Linked DNA regions of Mus musculus: region 2 is linked to region 1. Evidence: chromatin loops called from intact Hi-C (ENCODE). Cell type or tissue: heart. All regions are shown on one strand.

What was found. A loop is a pair of places that touch in the nucleus more often than their neighbours do. Peaks named below come from ENCODE experiments on the same cell type or tissue, not always from the same donor. Only the 100,000 strongest peaks of a DNase experiment are listed, where the experiment ranks them.
Region 2: it touches region 1 in a loop (5-fold over the local background); 14 of 42 quality-filtered maps call a loop at or near these places.

The regions. Positions count from the first base shown.
Region 1 is chr8:35,457,390-35,465,389 of GRCm38, reverse strand. Eri1 (exoribonuclease 1) reads left to right here. Exons shown (of 7, transcript NM_026067.3): 7 at 1-125. Among named protein-coding and RNA genes, the nearest start is that of Gm34853, 25 kb to the right of the region's middle. In heart, a CTCF peak has its summit at 3,077; no DNase peak of the experiment used is centred here; H3K27ac peaks cover 357 bases.
Region 2 is chr8:35,373,042-35,381,041 of GRCm38, reverse strand. It overlaps Ppp1r3b (protein phosphatase 1, regulatory subunit 3B), which reads right to left and starts at 4,380. Exons shown (of 2, transcript NM_001364452.1): 1 at 4,289-4,380. In heart, a CTCF peak has its summit at 4,529 (motif pointing right); DNase peaks (open chromatin) are centred at 2,551, 4,451 and 5,391; H3K4me3 peaks cover 4,478 bases; H3K27ac peaks cover 3,934 bases; H3K27me3 peaks cover 511 bases.

The DNA.
Region 1 (8,000 bases):
GTTTCAAATTCTTCGGTACTGGAATTACAGGTAAGTGCTACCTACCATGCCAATGATGTGACTTGTAGCATAGGAATTTTATGAAATAAAATTTTGATGTTGTAAATAAAGCTTTGTGGAATAGCTCCCATTTGCAATGTTTTGCCTGCGTTCTGTGTTTGTGCTCCAGCAGCAGAGGTGAGTGTTCACTCTAGAAACCATGCCTGCCATCTGCCTAGTCCTCTGTAGAAAGTTGTTGACCTCTTCCTGATTAAAAGCATTATTATTAAACTCTAAGGATTTAGAAAGCAGAACAAAAACCTGATAGTATGGGAACCCTAGATCAGAGTTATAGTGCAGTACTGGATGTATTGAGGACTGTTGGAGTAGTTTAACTGAAAAAGAAGTGACCCCAATATTCTTGGGAGGAATGTTTGTATCGTGTGTTTACTAAGACAGGCTAAAAGGCTTGAAACTGGGGGTGGTGGTGGGTAGGGAACCGTCATCCCTGTGAATACCTAGTTGCCAGGACTCCACAGCCTGCTGTCAGTGCCATAGGGTCTGCACTTTTCTTATACTTGAAGTCATCTCTAGATACTTCATCTTCTAAACACCCAGGTAAATGCTGTGGGAAAAGCTATATGCAGTATTGTTGGGGGAAGGTGTCTGCTTACGTTCTAGTCAAATACATTTCTTTTCTAAAAGATTGCTTTGGAGTGCCCTCAGATGCCAGAAAGACCCATTAGATTCACTGGAACTAGAATTACAAGTAAGCTGCTGTTTTTATTTATTTAATTTATTTTTATTGGTTATTGTATTTACATTTCAAATGTTATCCCCTTCCCTGTTTCCCCTCTGCAAATCCCCTGTCCCACTCCCCTCCCCCTGCTTCTATGAGAATGCTCACCCACCCACTCCTGCCTCACTGCCCTAGAATTCCCCTCTGCTAGGGCATCAATCCTCCACAGGACCAAGGGTTTCCCCTCCCATTGATGCCAGATAAGGCCATCCTCTGCTACATATGCAGCTGGAGCCATGGGTCCCTCCATGGTTGGGTACTCCTTGGTTGGTGGTTTAGTCCTTGGGAGCTCTGCGCGGGGGAAGGGGGGTTCTGGTTGGTTGATATTGTTGTCCTTCCTATGGGGTTGCAAACCCCTTCAGTCCTTCCCATAACTCCTCCACTGGGGTCCCCATGCTCAGTTCAATAGTAAACTGTATTTGTTAGGCTCTGGCAGAGCCTCTCGGGACAGCTGTACCAGGTTCCTGTCAGCAAGCACTTATTGGTATCAGCAACAGTGTCTGAGTTTGGTGTCTGCATATGGGATGGATCCCCAGGTGGGGAAGTCTCTGGATGGCCTTTCCTTCAGTCTCTGCTCCACTCTTTGTCCCTCGTGCAATATGATTAATAACAATTTCGATACAAGTCCTTTCCTGATTGATCAAGAGAACAAGGTAAGTCTGTAAGCTTGCTATGCAATGTTGCTGTCCTGAGCTAAGGGCTGTTCTTGCATGCTTAATCACTACTCTTTTGAACTTGGGTTTATTTTCTTCATTGATTTATCTTTGACAGTGAGACCACTTCACTTTAGTCCTGAAATACTTACTATCAGGACTTCTGGTTTTACTTGCCTTCTCTAGGATACATCCTTAGCATAGCACATCCTCAACCACCTCTAAGTTTAATTGGCCTTTGTCTCACTATCTTAGTCCCTTCTATGATGTTGACACAGCCACACACCGGGCCTCCATGGAGAACAGGTTAACTTCTCCATGTTTTGAAGGCTGGAAAGGCCAGTGCCTAAGTAGTACATTTGGTAAGGGCCTTCTTGCTGTGTCAACAATGATGTAGAGAAAATGGTAGCAAGAAAATGTAAGAGCACACTAGCTTCCATCTCTCTATCCATAAAGCTACTAATTTTGTCATGAGGACCCATCCTTTTTACCTCATGAGACCTCAGTTACCTCTCAAAGGCTCTACCTCTCAGTGCCATCAACATAGGCATTTGTGATGTTTCCAAGACATGAGCTATGGGCTATTTGTTCAAACCAGTGCTGTGTTCTGGTTTGATTTCAATGTTGCTGTGATAAATACCACTGCCAAAGCCAGTGGGGGAGGTATTTATCTTAGGAGGCAGTGCAGGAACTAAAGCAGAGGCATGGAGCTTGAGGAAAGCTGCCTAATGGTAGCATTGCCCACAGTGGGCTGCACCCTCTTACATCAGTTACCAATGGAGGCAGTGCCTCAGATGCCTACAGGCCAGTCTGTTGAGGCATTTTCCCCATTGGTAATCCCTCATAACTGGGTTGGGATAAGCCGACAGATGAAGCTAACTAGGAGACACTGTCCCTACCGGTTCCTTTCATACAGTTGTCTAAAGTGTTGCTCGCACTGTCCCGGAGCTTACATTTTTCACAAGATAAAAGTCAAGCCTCTGGCATTTAGACCCTCCAGTCTTCTTTCTTATGTTTTCTAGGTTTGAAAGCAGCTATCTGCCCTGGACTAATCCTGACACACTCCTACTTTTGTCCCCAGAAAGTAGTCCATCAAGCTTGGTCTCTTGCTTTGGCTTTTTCTTTACTAAAGACTTACATATTTATTTTATGAATATAAATACACTGAAGCTATCTTCAGACACACCAGAAGAGGGCATCGGAACCCATTACAGATGGTTGTGAGCCACCATGTGGTTACTGGGGATTGAACTCAGGACCTCTGGAAGAACAGACAGTACTCTTAACCAATGAGCCATCTCTCCAGCCCCTTGCTTTGCTTTTAAGAACTGGCTTTGAGCCTAGCCTTAGGGGCCTACCCTGACTTTGGAAATGTCTTCTGGTGTATTTTCTGCACCATTGGTGCCGCCAAGTTTCATGTTCACGATTTCGTCCATGTAGGTTCTTGCATATTGTGTCCTCAGACTCTAACATACAATGTATCCTTGAAAACAGGCATGGTGAAATATATTCCTGGAAATGTTGGTGGCTTATATCCTAATTAATCTGAAGAAAGAATGGCTACCTGGCTAGGTTCCATGTTCTTGTTCCTATGACTCTCAACGTCAGAAATGTTTAATCCTGTCAATACTTGGCTTTCTCTCTAGGTGACAGAAGAAGCAAGCAAATGCTAAATCCATGCCTAGTCTGTCTCTGCGCTGCTAATTTGAACAACTCTCCAAGTATTTTGACCTTGAAAAGGTCATTCATTGCCTACTGTTTTAAAGCAGTAATTCTTCAACTTTTTATTTACATAAATACTTTTTGAAAATTTAGAAGGAAGCTAATTCCACTGCACATTTTTATTTTGGTTTGATTTGAGACAGGATCTCACTATGCAGTCCTGACTGGCCTGGAACTTGCTATGTAGATCAGAATAGCCTTGGACTTTCTGGAAATCCACCTGCCTCTGTCTCTTGGTAGTGATGGGATTAACCGTGTAAGCCGCCACACCTGGTTCCATTGCACATTAAGTTTCCCTGGTTTGTTGTTGTCAGTAGATAGACTATTTGCCTTAGTATAGATACATTTTAAAATAGTCATCATTGTTTATGGGAGATACACTCTAAATGCTATAGAAGTTAATAACATATCCATATAGAAAATAAATGGAGAGGGGCTGGAGAAATGGCTTAGTGGTTAAGGGTAGCAACCATTTTACAATGTAAAATGACCATAATCTACCTTAAGGGATCTGACACCACTTCTGACTTTCATGGACAACTGTATTCATTTGCACAGATGTACGCATAAGCCCCCAAATGAAAAAAGATTTTTAAAGTATTTCATCTTTTTTCTTCAATTACAAGTTATTTCAGCTGTCCTTTCAAGATCTTCTAATACAGTAAAACCACTAAAATGCCCATGTTGGGCTCAAAAGATTGATGTGAATGTAGTATCATATTGGTGCAAATGAAGGAAAAGTTTCACATTATGCTGTCCTACAAGGGGTAAAAGCAGTGAAACAGAAGTGGACCATTCCCTCCCCTTGGGAAGTCCCAAGGAGTCTCTGTACTGTGGCTGTCACTAGGGCTCAGCTCCTGTGTCTGATGGTGGCCGGGCTGGAGGCCAGGAGCCCTTCCCATTGGGTCAGTTGATCCTGTCCTTGTATTTCACTGCATACTTCTGTGCTTGAAAGCCACAGAGGTACTTAAAAGTTTTTGATGTTAAGGTAATGTAAAATGTGGAATAATCCTTTTTGGGGTGATTCTGGGGACTGGACTCAGGGTCTCGTGTGTAACTACAGTCAAGCATTCTACCACTAAGCGATATCCATGAACGAGCACCTGATAGTCTATGACTACTTATTAAAGCTTGTGTCCATAGAAGTGTGAGTGTAGCCCCTACATAAAGGAGGCGGAATGGAAGTAGCTCTAAAGACTGGTTTATTCAGTTTCTTAAATCCCATGCCAAAGATTACATTGTGATCTACCTACAAAACTTGGGTTTTAAAAAGTCATCAGCTAATCATGGCTAGCTTCTTGGTCTCGTTGAAAACAATTAGCTGTAGGTTATATGACTGTTAGAAGTATTTGTTATGTAGCATTATATATCTGAGAATACAAACCCAAACAGTTGTACCAATGCTTAAGTGCATATTAATTGGACCTACTGATTCTTAGGGCTTCAAATTATTTTTCAATACTATATAGTACTGATATTATGTATGACAAATACCCATCATATAACAAGATCAAAGGAAATACCTATCATTAACTCAACCAAATCAGTCTGATTCTTGCCAGAAAAGGTGACTTGTGAATTCTAAAGACCTGAAAACCATCAAGCAATATAGATTGTCATACAAAGGTGATTCAAAGGAGCAGGAGCTAAGAGTACTTCTGCAGAGGACCTGGTTTTGAGTCTCAGGGTTTACATGAGGTTCACAACTATAGATTACTCCAGGTCCAGGGTACTCAATGCCCTTTTCTGACCTTCTAAGGTTCCAAGCACAGGGTATGGACACATATATACATGCAGACAAAACACTCATCCATGTAAAGTTTTAATCTTTTTAAAGAAGTTATACAAAGCAATGAGGATTAAACCTGGGTAGATTTACCAGATAAGATTCAGTGTTTTGCTTCTCTAAGCTGTAACGAGTCAGTGCTTTGGATGAAATTGTCATGTATACGCAAGTAGATGGGCCCTTTTCTTTCCGTAAAAGTATGTGTTGAACTGAGATGTTTGGAAGAATCAGGACGTAAATGAATGCTGTGTGACACCAGAAGAAGCAAGCTGACCTGGCAGCTGGCCTCATTTGTTTTCTGCTAGTAGATGGTAATAATGTTGTGAGAGTAATAAGTAAACCGGTATTTGTAGTGGGGGTAAATGTTTTATAGTATGATTCAGAAATGTTATGTGTGTAGATTTTATTCAGTTCATCATGGAAATTTTGATAGTCTAGAAAAGTGTTCCATGTGACAATGAAAATAAACCACCAGAATATAGTTTTGATGGTCCAAAGGTACTGATTTAGTCATTGTTCTAAGAATTTTATGGGGTTTTTTAAATTATCTTTGAGGATTTCATACATTCACACAATGTATTTTGATCGTATTCACCTAGTGATGGCTCCTAACTCCTGGGCCTATCCCCACTGCCTTAGCCCCTCCCAGCTTCCTATCTTATTTTTTTATAACCATCCAGGTCCAATTTGACCTGCCAGTGTTCATGTGGGTGTGTCTCGGGCCATTAAGAGCGAGTTTTGTTTTTGTATTTTTAAGACCTATCATTAATTGTGCCTTTAATTGTAGTAGGCATTGTTCCAAATGCTTTTATTATATTTTATTTATATTATGGTGGAGGTGCATGAAGTGTGCCAGTCAGGGAGACAATATGAAGGAACCATTTCTCTCCTTGTACCATGTGGGGACTCGGAGATCAAACTCAAAATAGTAAAATAGGTGAACATTCTAGGTGGAGCAGGAAGCAAGGCTGCCCTGACCTCATGAATGTCATGTCTGTTCACTGGCCAGTACCAGGCTGCGAATGTCTTTCATCTGATGTCAGGCACATCTGCCTGTGAGCGTTCGCCTCAATCGGAAGTTTATTCAGTCCTGAGCTGTGTGGAAACCATGCACACCAGCAATAATGGAGCAGAATAACTCTCCATTACCCGGCACCGAGCTGCACTCTTGCTGCCTTGCCTGAAATATGTGAAGAACAAGGTAGCTTTCATCCATTCTGTGTAGTGAGGTCAGTGGGACCTCCAAACATTACATTGCTTCAAATTCAAGAGAGACAGGTAAAATTTAATAAAGACACTTTAAGTCATAATCCATTAATACCTACATAGTTTACTTCAGGCAACTCTGGTGTTTTTACCAGTTAGTGATCTGAGAGGCAAGAAGCAAGTGGAGCCTTTTAAAATGAAGTATTGGAATTTTTCATTGTACTAATTTGAAATATTATGTGATTCATTGCTCAGATATGGAGATTGGTAATAAAAGGATTTTTATGCTTAGAAAGGACAGGTTTTTATCCTTGTTAAAGTCCTGTTTCTGTGTGAGTGTGTGCGTGTGTGCGTGTGTGTGTGTGTGTGTGTGTGTGTGTGTTTGTGCGCATGCGCTCGCATGTATCAAATTCTCTGGAGCTATGGTGGTCAAGAGCTGCCTGCCATGATTACTGGGAACCAAACTGGGGTCCTCTGCAAGAGCACGAAGCATCCAGCTCCTAAGCCGTCTGTCCATCCCCAGGTTTTTATTCTTAGGACATTTGTTCAGAAATCACATTCTACTGTTACGTGTTTTCGTGACCCTCCGAGTTAGAGGGTCACTTATCCTGGGCACCAGGCTTGGGGAGTTCAACAGGAGAAAGAGAGGGAAGGAAACCCCAGGGCAGTGCTTCTCAGCCTTCCTAATGCTATGAGCCTTGAACAGTTCTTCATGTGGTGGTGACCCCACCCCACCCCCAGCCATAAAATTATTTACATTGCTACTTCATAACTAGCTTTGCTACTGTTATGAATCATAACGTGGATCTTTGTTTTCTGATGGTCTTTGATCCCTCTGAAAGGATTGGTTGGTCCCTGGAGGGGTCGCGGCCCATAGGTTGAGAACCACTGTATTAGGGCTGGCTCATGGCACAGATTGCTATAAGCAGGGGGAGAATCCGATTGTGCATACAGCACGTGCTCCCTTAAGCTTGTGCCCTCACCTTGCTCATTTCTCCTGGTGAAGCTCACGTTTATCTTGCACTTCTTGACAAAGGCTTTCTGAAATGAATTGCCCTGATCTCTGATGTTGTGGAAATTTCCCCATTAGCTTCTTGGATGGTTCACTGGGGTGACTAGTTGTGTCACCTTGGGGTCAGCACAAAAAGAAACAACTCAGGCTTATTCCCTCACCCTCTGCCCTTTTCCCCAGCAACACACACACACTTAAGGCAGGGTTGGCTCACATCACTCCTGCTCCAACCTGCCAGACCTCTGTTCTTTTTCGAATGCTGGCGCATCCCTTTCCACACTGTGGACGTGTGAGGGCAGAAAGCCTAGGTGTGATTCCACTTTGCACCTAGACAGAGAGTCTGTTAACTCTGTGATTGTTTCCAAGAGCTGTACCGGAACCTGCTTGAATTAGTCTGTACTCCTGGGCTGGCTCAGTTTTGCTCTGCTCTGCACCATTTTGCAGTAAATTCTTGGATGCTGCCCTCTGTAGTGAGTGAGTTATGTTTTCATTTGTCCTTGTTTAAACACATCCCATCTTTGTTTTAGCCTTCCAGAAATCGACTTCTTATGTAGCCCAGATTGGCTTTAAACACACTGACTTCATATTCATGCTGATCTTCCTGCCCTGGCTTCCCATGTGTGTCACCTCTTCAGGCTCCTGGTTCTTAAGTGATCTTGAATGTGAAGGGTTTCGTAATTCTGATTAGTTGGTTTGGGGGGGTTGTTTTGTTTTTTATGCTACCAATATTCAGTCCAATATCATGCAATAATAATTGGATTGTTTATATTCAGCTATTTACTGAATATCTTATTCTACTTGAGAAAGTAAGGCAGGAGAGTGTACAAAAAAAGCAAGTTTTGG
Region 2 (8,000 bases), 84 kb after region 1:
AAGTATACTGTCATCTTCAGATACACCAGAAGAGGGTATCAGAACCCATTACAGATGGTTGTGAGCCACCATGTGGTTGCTGAGAATTGAACTCAGGGCCTCTGGAAGAGCGGTCAGTGCTCTTAACCTCTGAGCCATCTCTCCAGCCTGTATTTTTGGTTTTGAGAGAGGGCTCACTAAATAACTCTGGTTAACCTAGAACTAGATATGTACACCAAGCCAGCCCCAAATTCAGAGATCTGCCTGCCATTCCCTCTGCCTCTGCTTCCTGAGTGCTGGGATTAGAGGCATGGGCCACTGTGCCTAGCTATTTTTTTTTTCTTGTATTGTTAATGTGAAAAAGAGCAGACAGAGTTGTACACAAATACCAGATATGAGAGAAAAGATTATGGATATAGAAATTGTGTAGAGACACAGTCTGCTCTTGGTTTTGTTTCCCATGGAATCAGCTCTTGGTAGTCAATTGTGGTTCAAAAATATTAAGATGAGAATTTCATGAGTAAGCAACTAATGAGTTTAAATTGTGCGCCATTCATTCTGAGCTACATGAGGCCAGCCCACTCCTTTCTTCAGGAGCCAATTGCCCCTTAGCCAACATAGCCATGATGTATCCATTTGCCACCAGCCCATCAGGGACTTTTTCAGCCATCTCGGGTATCAGACAGTTGCAGTCTCAAGGTTGCTCACTTTATTTTATGACCCAAAAGCACAAGAGCGGCTATGTAAATGAGGCACTTGGGCATTTAACAGGGAGATGACCTCTGGAGCTGTGTGGGGGTGGGGGTGGGGGGGATACTGCAGAAAGGAAATTCAGAGTACTCGGGGCTTGTGGCTGCCTGGAACCTTGTTACGTATGTGTTGTGGGTAGGTAGCAGGGACCATTTCTAAGGTTAAAAATGTCAACCGATGCATATAACATGCTTCCTTAAAGTGTTTCCTGCTTTGTGTTTCCTTATGTCTTCTAAAACAATACTGCTTCTATGATCAGGAAGAAAAAAACGAAGCTTAAGAAAACTTTCCAAACCGCTCTGACACCTCACTAAAGCTGTCTGCTTTTTTATTCTCCTTACAAAGGCAGATTTACAGGACACTTAACAGTGGTCTCAGCTGAAGAAGCTAGTGATGATCAAACCTGGATTCAAATCTCAAATCTGGCCGGGTGGCGCTCGCTTTTAACCCCAGCACTTAGGAGGCAGAGGCAGGCAGATTTCTGAGTTCGAGGCCAGCCTGGTCTACAAAAGTGAGTTCCAGGAAAGTCAGGGCTATACAGAGAAACCCTATCTCGAAAAACAAACAAAACCAAAAAAAAAAAAAAAAAAAAACCAAACAAACAAACAAACACAAAACAATAAAAAACGAGAAAAGGGGGGAGAGAACAAGCCTCCCTCTCTCCTCCTCTCCTCTCCTCTCCTCCCCTCCCCTCTCCTCCCCTCCCCTCTCCCCTCCCCCACCCCTCCCCTCCCCTCTCCCCTCCCCCACCCCTCCCCTCTCCTCTCCTTTCCTTTCTTTTCCTTTCCTTTTTTAAAGATGCATTGGTCTTATGGGTATAAGAAGCCTGGTTATCTTGTTTTGCCTCTGAATCTGTGCACTTTCCCAAGTGGCCATGGCTAAGGTCTGCTTGTACCCGCAAAGCCCATATCTCACTACTTCCCTTCCAGTGAAGGAAGTAAGCCAGAGAAAAAGCTCCAGAGAGAATTTGCTGGGTCTGGTCTGGTCTGGTCTCAGGGCTGTGCACACACAAGGCGGTTCCTAGAGAGGGAAACTCTAACTGAACTAGCTTTACACACGATCAATGGGCTGACCAACTCAATTTTTTTTAAAGGATTCATAACTTAACAAATTGAGTTATTCATATCCACTGCAAAATGTTGTTAGAAATATTCTTCCCTTTTCAACTTTAAGGTAGGTATTTCTTATTCTGTTTAAATATGCATTAAAACTGAACACCAGTTGCATAATGGCATGTGGTCCACATTCCCGACTTCCCCACTGCCCACCCTTGAAAAGCTGGGAGTGAATGGGGGAGAGGTGTTCACCCCTGCTAGGCACTTACTTCCTCCTGACTTGAGTCAGCACAAGGATTAGAGTCCCTCTGCAGGTCCTCCAAGCTCTGGGACCAGCCTCAGGCATGCCTAGCAAATGCTGAAAGGTTTCTCTGAAGCAGCTTGGTAGAAAATGGTGGGAAATTCTCAAGTGGAGGCGGAATACCAAAGCATGCTAAAGACTCTGCTGCCCACTTACCACCCAGGAGAGCACACTCTTGTGTTCTAGTCCCGCAGGCTCGGGAGCTGAGGCCATTGGTGAAGTTGTACTATTGGAGCCTAGCATGTAAACTCACCATGGCAGCTCCCTTTATTATTAAACTGTAAGAACGAGCTGAATTGACGGTGGAGAGACAAGTTTCTATTCAGAGCCTGAGCTCAGGAGACAGTCCCAATAACATTTTCAAGAACTTTTTTTTTGCAAGATTCTTCCATGAGAGGCAAATGTGAGTGAGGTTCTTCTGATAGCCCAGGAGTTACCACTGGGACTCCTGCCCTGCGGAATTGCGTAAGCAGTCCTGGCTTGGAAACCCTTCTTTTTTTCCCTCTGGGTATCATCATCATTACAGGTTAAGGACATTTACCCTTGTGGCCTCTATCAAGGGTGCGATGTGGCAGTGGGTTGTCCTCACAGAACATTCCAGCTTTTATTAACCTCATGCTCATCCAAGAACTGGTGTAGTAAAGTGCTTGTGTGAGTTTAGCTTTCCTGACTCTCAGCTATGGATGTCTCAACAGGACTGTGACAGTGATGATGGCCACTTAGAAGTACTTTCCAGAAACCGAGACAGTCCACCAATAGTTAAGTCCCCTAAAGGAAGGCAGCTGGACAGGTGCTTGAGGAAACATCTTCACAGCCACACACTCGTGTATGTACTGAAGTCCTTATTCTGTCTCCAACACTGCCCCAGGCTTTCCTTCTACCGAGGAAACAGGCAGTAGCAGAGACCACCGATGCACATTTGAGCCGGTAAAGCGACACAGGACCTGGACACAGTTGCAGGACAGGATCCCAGGAGCCTAAGGAGCTGTTTCCCAAGAACAATCACACACCCTGCTTTCACGTGGGTGCCTCAGAAGTCAACTGCCTCTGAAGAGAGCTTGGGCCAGGTTTGGGACGCTTGCAGAAATACCTTCTGTGTCCTACTGAAATAATGTGGTCTTTCAAGATGCTGCCAGCCTTAGAAGGCCAGTAATATTTCTTTTAAGCTTGACAAGTCTGAACAGAAAAACAAAAACAAAAAACCAAAAAAAAAAAAAAAAACCAAAAACCAAAAAAAACAAAAAACAAAACAAAACAAAACAAAACAAAAAAAACCAAAACCCACAACCTGCCTAGCTTCAGGCAGTTGAGCGACTGAGTTTCTGACTGAGACCTTCTTTCTGCAACTCTTCCTCGCTGATGTCAAAACCAAGTTAACAATAACCCACCGCAACACTACATTAGATAAATATCCTCAACCAATTCAAGACACCACCATCCACTCCTCCCCCCCCCTTTCAGCAAATCTCGGTTCTCTCCCCAAATGTCTAGCTGATACTTTTATATGTATGAAGTTGACATTGGCCCCCTTTTGTATACAGACCCTAATTATTACAGTTTTAATGTATACACCCCTCAATCCTTGAAGAGAAATGTTTTTGAATAGGGCCGCATAATGAGCAGTCAGGTAGCTTTGAATGAGGCAGCCCACACCAGCTAATAAGGGCCAAAGACAGCAAGAAGCTCAGGCCTAAGAAGGCCTCTGCCCAGCTGAGCTTTAACAAACGAAGAACTCTCCGGGTTTAAGGGTTTCTTCTGAGGTCACTTGCAGCTTTGACCTTCAAGGTTGCTAATAGGGCCCCGATGCTTCTCTTTCTACTAACTTTCCCCTAAATGGCCCTAGTTTACTTCAGCTGTCTCTACTTTCTCCCTGGCTCCTGGACGTTCTTGCCAAAGGGACCAGTTCCTTCCCTGCCTAGGCTGAAGAAGCCTTTCTTTCTCCTGGACCCGCAAGCTGAGACAGGGCCACATTCCAGCAACTCTGCAAGTTCCCCCACTCAAGTCTTTTTCAACTTTCTCTGTTTCCCCGTGGGCCTGCCATCCCCTGTTCTGAAGCTGCCGTCCGGTTCAGAGCCTCTCCTCTGGGTTCAAAACGGTAGCTGTGAACAAGTCCCTGGGGGAAGGTCAGCGAGTCCCCATCCCACCAGACACAGGGTGTGCCTGCACCCGCCCTCGCCCCAGCTTAGACTGGGTCTGCACCTACCTCTCCCGGCGGCGCCGCAGCCGGGGCCGCTGCTCGCTGGCCTCATGGGAGAGCCTGAGAGAAGTGTCAGGGTTGATTGCTGCCACTGAACTACGTGAGCGTCGGGGTGTCCCGGGGGTAGGGCCTGGGCTTAGTTCCCGGAGACGAACAAGGAGGAGGAGCCCAAGTTATCACATCAGGGCGGGACCTGGCGGCGGGACAGCCCAGATGGGGGCAGCGCCTCGCGAGCACCCCCACGCGGGCTGCCCCGTTCCCGGGTGGAGCTCGCCTCGAGCCCATTGCCTTCCGAGACCCGAGACGACACAGCGTGTGCCTCTTGCCTGTGTGCAGCAAAAGGAGATCTGAACCTAAGTGGGGAGTAGTAGGGACTGGTCCGCACTACTTGATGGAGTCAGGGCTGGGACACGGGTTTCTCGCGTCTATTTCGTAACGGGAAACTGAAGCCCCGGGAGCTTGTATTTGGACTCCAGATTCTGCCACAAAAAACTAGAATTATCTTCCAAAGTGTCACATCTCAGGTTGGGGATGTGCCACGTTAGGACTCGAGACATCCTTTCTGTTCAGGACACGTTTCGCAGGCTAACTCGCTTAGGGATCTCGGGGGTCCCCTCTAGGCTCCATCCCAGCTCCGGTGCCTGAGATGTTTCTGCACGCTGAAGCGACAAGCCACCCGAGCCCAGCTAGGGGATTCTACTACCTGGGAGTCAGTGTTAGTGGGACAAATGGTAAGTGTCGGAGAACTCCCCCGCGTGCCCCTCACCGCAGATTTCCTGGCTCTGGACCTTGAACTAGAGGCTTGAGGAGGTACGTACCCGGTACCACTCTTGAGTACGGAGGGGAGACCCTTCAGCCCGCCCCACCATCTGAGCTGGGTGACAGTGACAGCAACCACGACGGCAAAAGTGGGGCAGGCACTCGGCTTGGTCCACGCAACAGCAGCCCTCTCACCTGCTCACTGGATTGCAGCACTCTGGATTCCAGCTCCAGCAATCTGTGGCTCACTTTAACTTTCCAGCCACCTCTCCCCACTAAGGGTGCTATCCAAGACCACCTTACCCCCACCCCCACGTGAACGCAGGACTCAGCCAATGAGCTTCCGGGACATGAGCCGCAGACCAATAGCTACACTTGGGGCGAACAGCACTCTACCACGTGATCTGCAGTGTGTGGCGAGTGACAGGGCTGGAGTCCAGGATCTGGGAAGGGGACAGCGGGTCACAATTTCATCAGGAACCGGGGTACCCATGCCAAGGGGTGGAGGCGATTTCCTACGGTAGAAGGTCCGGCTGTAGAGAGACGGACTGAGGAGCACAGGCTGTGTGCAAAGTTCCCCACTGCTAACAAAGTTCTAGCTAGATGGTAGACTCCCAAGTGTGGAAGGCAGTGTTGTCTTTCCTTTGGCCCCTCCTTCTCCCGCCCTCTTAGGACAAAAAGCCCCAGGGTTCACAGATGGCCATGACCTTCTCAGAATGCCCAGAAGCAAGTGTTCTCTCCCCATTTTGATTTTATCTGCAGCAGTAGTGTCCCAAGCATTCACTGGATCTTGCTTTTGTGGCTGTTACTCTAGCAAAATCTTTCCCTTAGCGATGTTATCTGGCAGAAGAGCATGACTCTCATGCTCACAGTACTGCACAGGTGAGAGAGGATTAGTAAGGTGGGTGTGTTTAGGAAACAGCCTGACTTCGGTCCATACAGTAGCCTGGAGTTCTATACAGGGTCTGAACACTTTAGGAAACAAGGATTCCTCTTGGGAAACCTATGGCCCTGAGCAGCCACTTGAGTGAGGTAGGCTCATGGTTTTCTACCTTTAATGACTAGTGAAAATTTGGGAAGTTGCTAATTGATACAGGATTGCCAACTTTACAAAGTGTTAAGTCAACACACTAAAACAAACAAATCTACCACCCGCCCTTTCTGTTTTGAAACAGCCTCTTATTACATAGCTCCAGCTGATCTCCAACTTAACCCTGTAGTACAGGCTAGCTGCAAACTCATAGCCTTCCTGGGTTATAGGCACGCACCACCACTTACTGACTTTTTTTGTTAAGTTTTTGGTTTTTTTGGTTTTTTTGACAAGGCTTTTGTGTGTAGCCCTGGCTATCCTAGAACTCACTCTGTAGACCAGGTTGTCCTTGAACTCAGTGAAAGAGAGAGAGAGAGAGAGAGAGAGAGAGAGAGAGAGAGAGAGAGAGAGAGAGAAGAGAGAAGAAGAAGGAGGAGGAGAAGGAGGAAGAGGAGGAGGAGGAGGAGGAGGAGGGGAGGGAGGAAGGGAGGGAAGGAAGGAGGGGAAGATGGGGTCGGGGGAGACACATGGCTACTGGGTCCAGTGGAGAAGGTTGATTGTAGATGTGAAGGAGAACATAGCCATAGGCAGAGACATCTGGGAGAGTCCAGAGCAAATGTGACCCTGAGCTAGGCTACGTGAGGAGAGGAGGGAGGGGAGAGGAGAGACCAAAAGACCAGGAGGATAAAGGGTAAATGAAAAGACTCAAGTAACAAAAATGCCTAGACAGCTTTTATAGGGAAGGGCAGCTTGGGGAAGGGCAACCCAGTCCCTGGGCTGAGAAGTTCTGGTTGGGGTAGGGCATTAGAAGAACCTAATGACCATGTTTCCTTTGATATGTTAAATAGTCACCTTAGTTAGCCACTTGTTCCGGGTTTAGATCTAATACTCAGAGATCTGCCTGCCTCTGCTTCTTGAGTGATAGGTGTGTGTGTCACCTGGCCCAGCTACCCCTGACTTTAGAAAAGTATTCTTGCTTTGAGAACAACAGGACACAAGAAGATCATTATTCATTAACTCCTATTGGATGCATTTAGACTTATGGAAATTGACTGTTTAATATGATTTGGGGGCAGTTTACACTAAGGGATATAGGAGCAGCTTTCAATATGAGTAGACATGCAAGTTTATAACACTAATGGGTTATACTCATCTGATACAAGTGTAAGCATCCCCAGCCCAACTATCAGGGGGCCTTCCTCTCTTCCTGATGGGTAAATGTATAAAGGGCCACCTGTGGATCTGCTATTGCCAACTGAAAATCCCCTTGCATTAGCTAAAATTCAAAAGTGAATAAAGCAAAGTTGTATTAGTCAGGGTTCTCTAGAGTCACAGAACTTATGGGTTGTCTCTATATAGTAAGGGAATTTGTGGATGACCCAAAGTCTGTAGTCCAACTCCCCAACAATGGTCAGCAGCAGCTGTGAATGGAAGTCCAAGGATCTAGCAGTTGATCAGTCCCACAGGCAAGCAGGCGAAGAGAACAAATCTTTCTTCTTCCAATATCCTTATGTAGGTATCCAGCAGAAAGTGTGGCCCAGATTAAAGGTGTGTACCACCATGCCTGGACCTAGGACTTGCTTTCTCCAGATGACCTTGAACTCAGAGATCTCCTTGCCTTAGTCTCCTGGGATTCATAGCTACTATGCCTCAAGATCTCCATGCCAAGATCCAGGTCAAAAACTTGTGTCTTCCAGCCTCAAGATCTGGATCACAGGTGAGCCCTCCAATTCTGGATCGTAGTTCATTCCAGATAGAGTCAAGTTGACAACCAGGAATAGCCACTACACAGGTGCTGGCTACAATTCCAAATGAAGTGAGCATGCCACCAGAATGAGCAAAGACAGAGCCAAAAGTATTGCAAAATATATTCAGGCGAGGGGTGATCAGACCCTAGCTGGGAAGAACTTGGAACGAGCAAATATCATT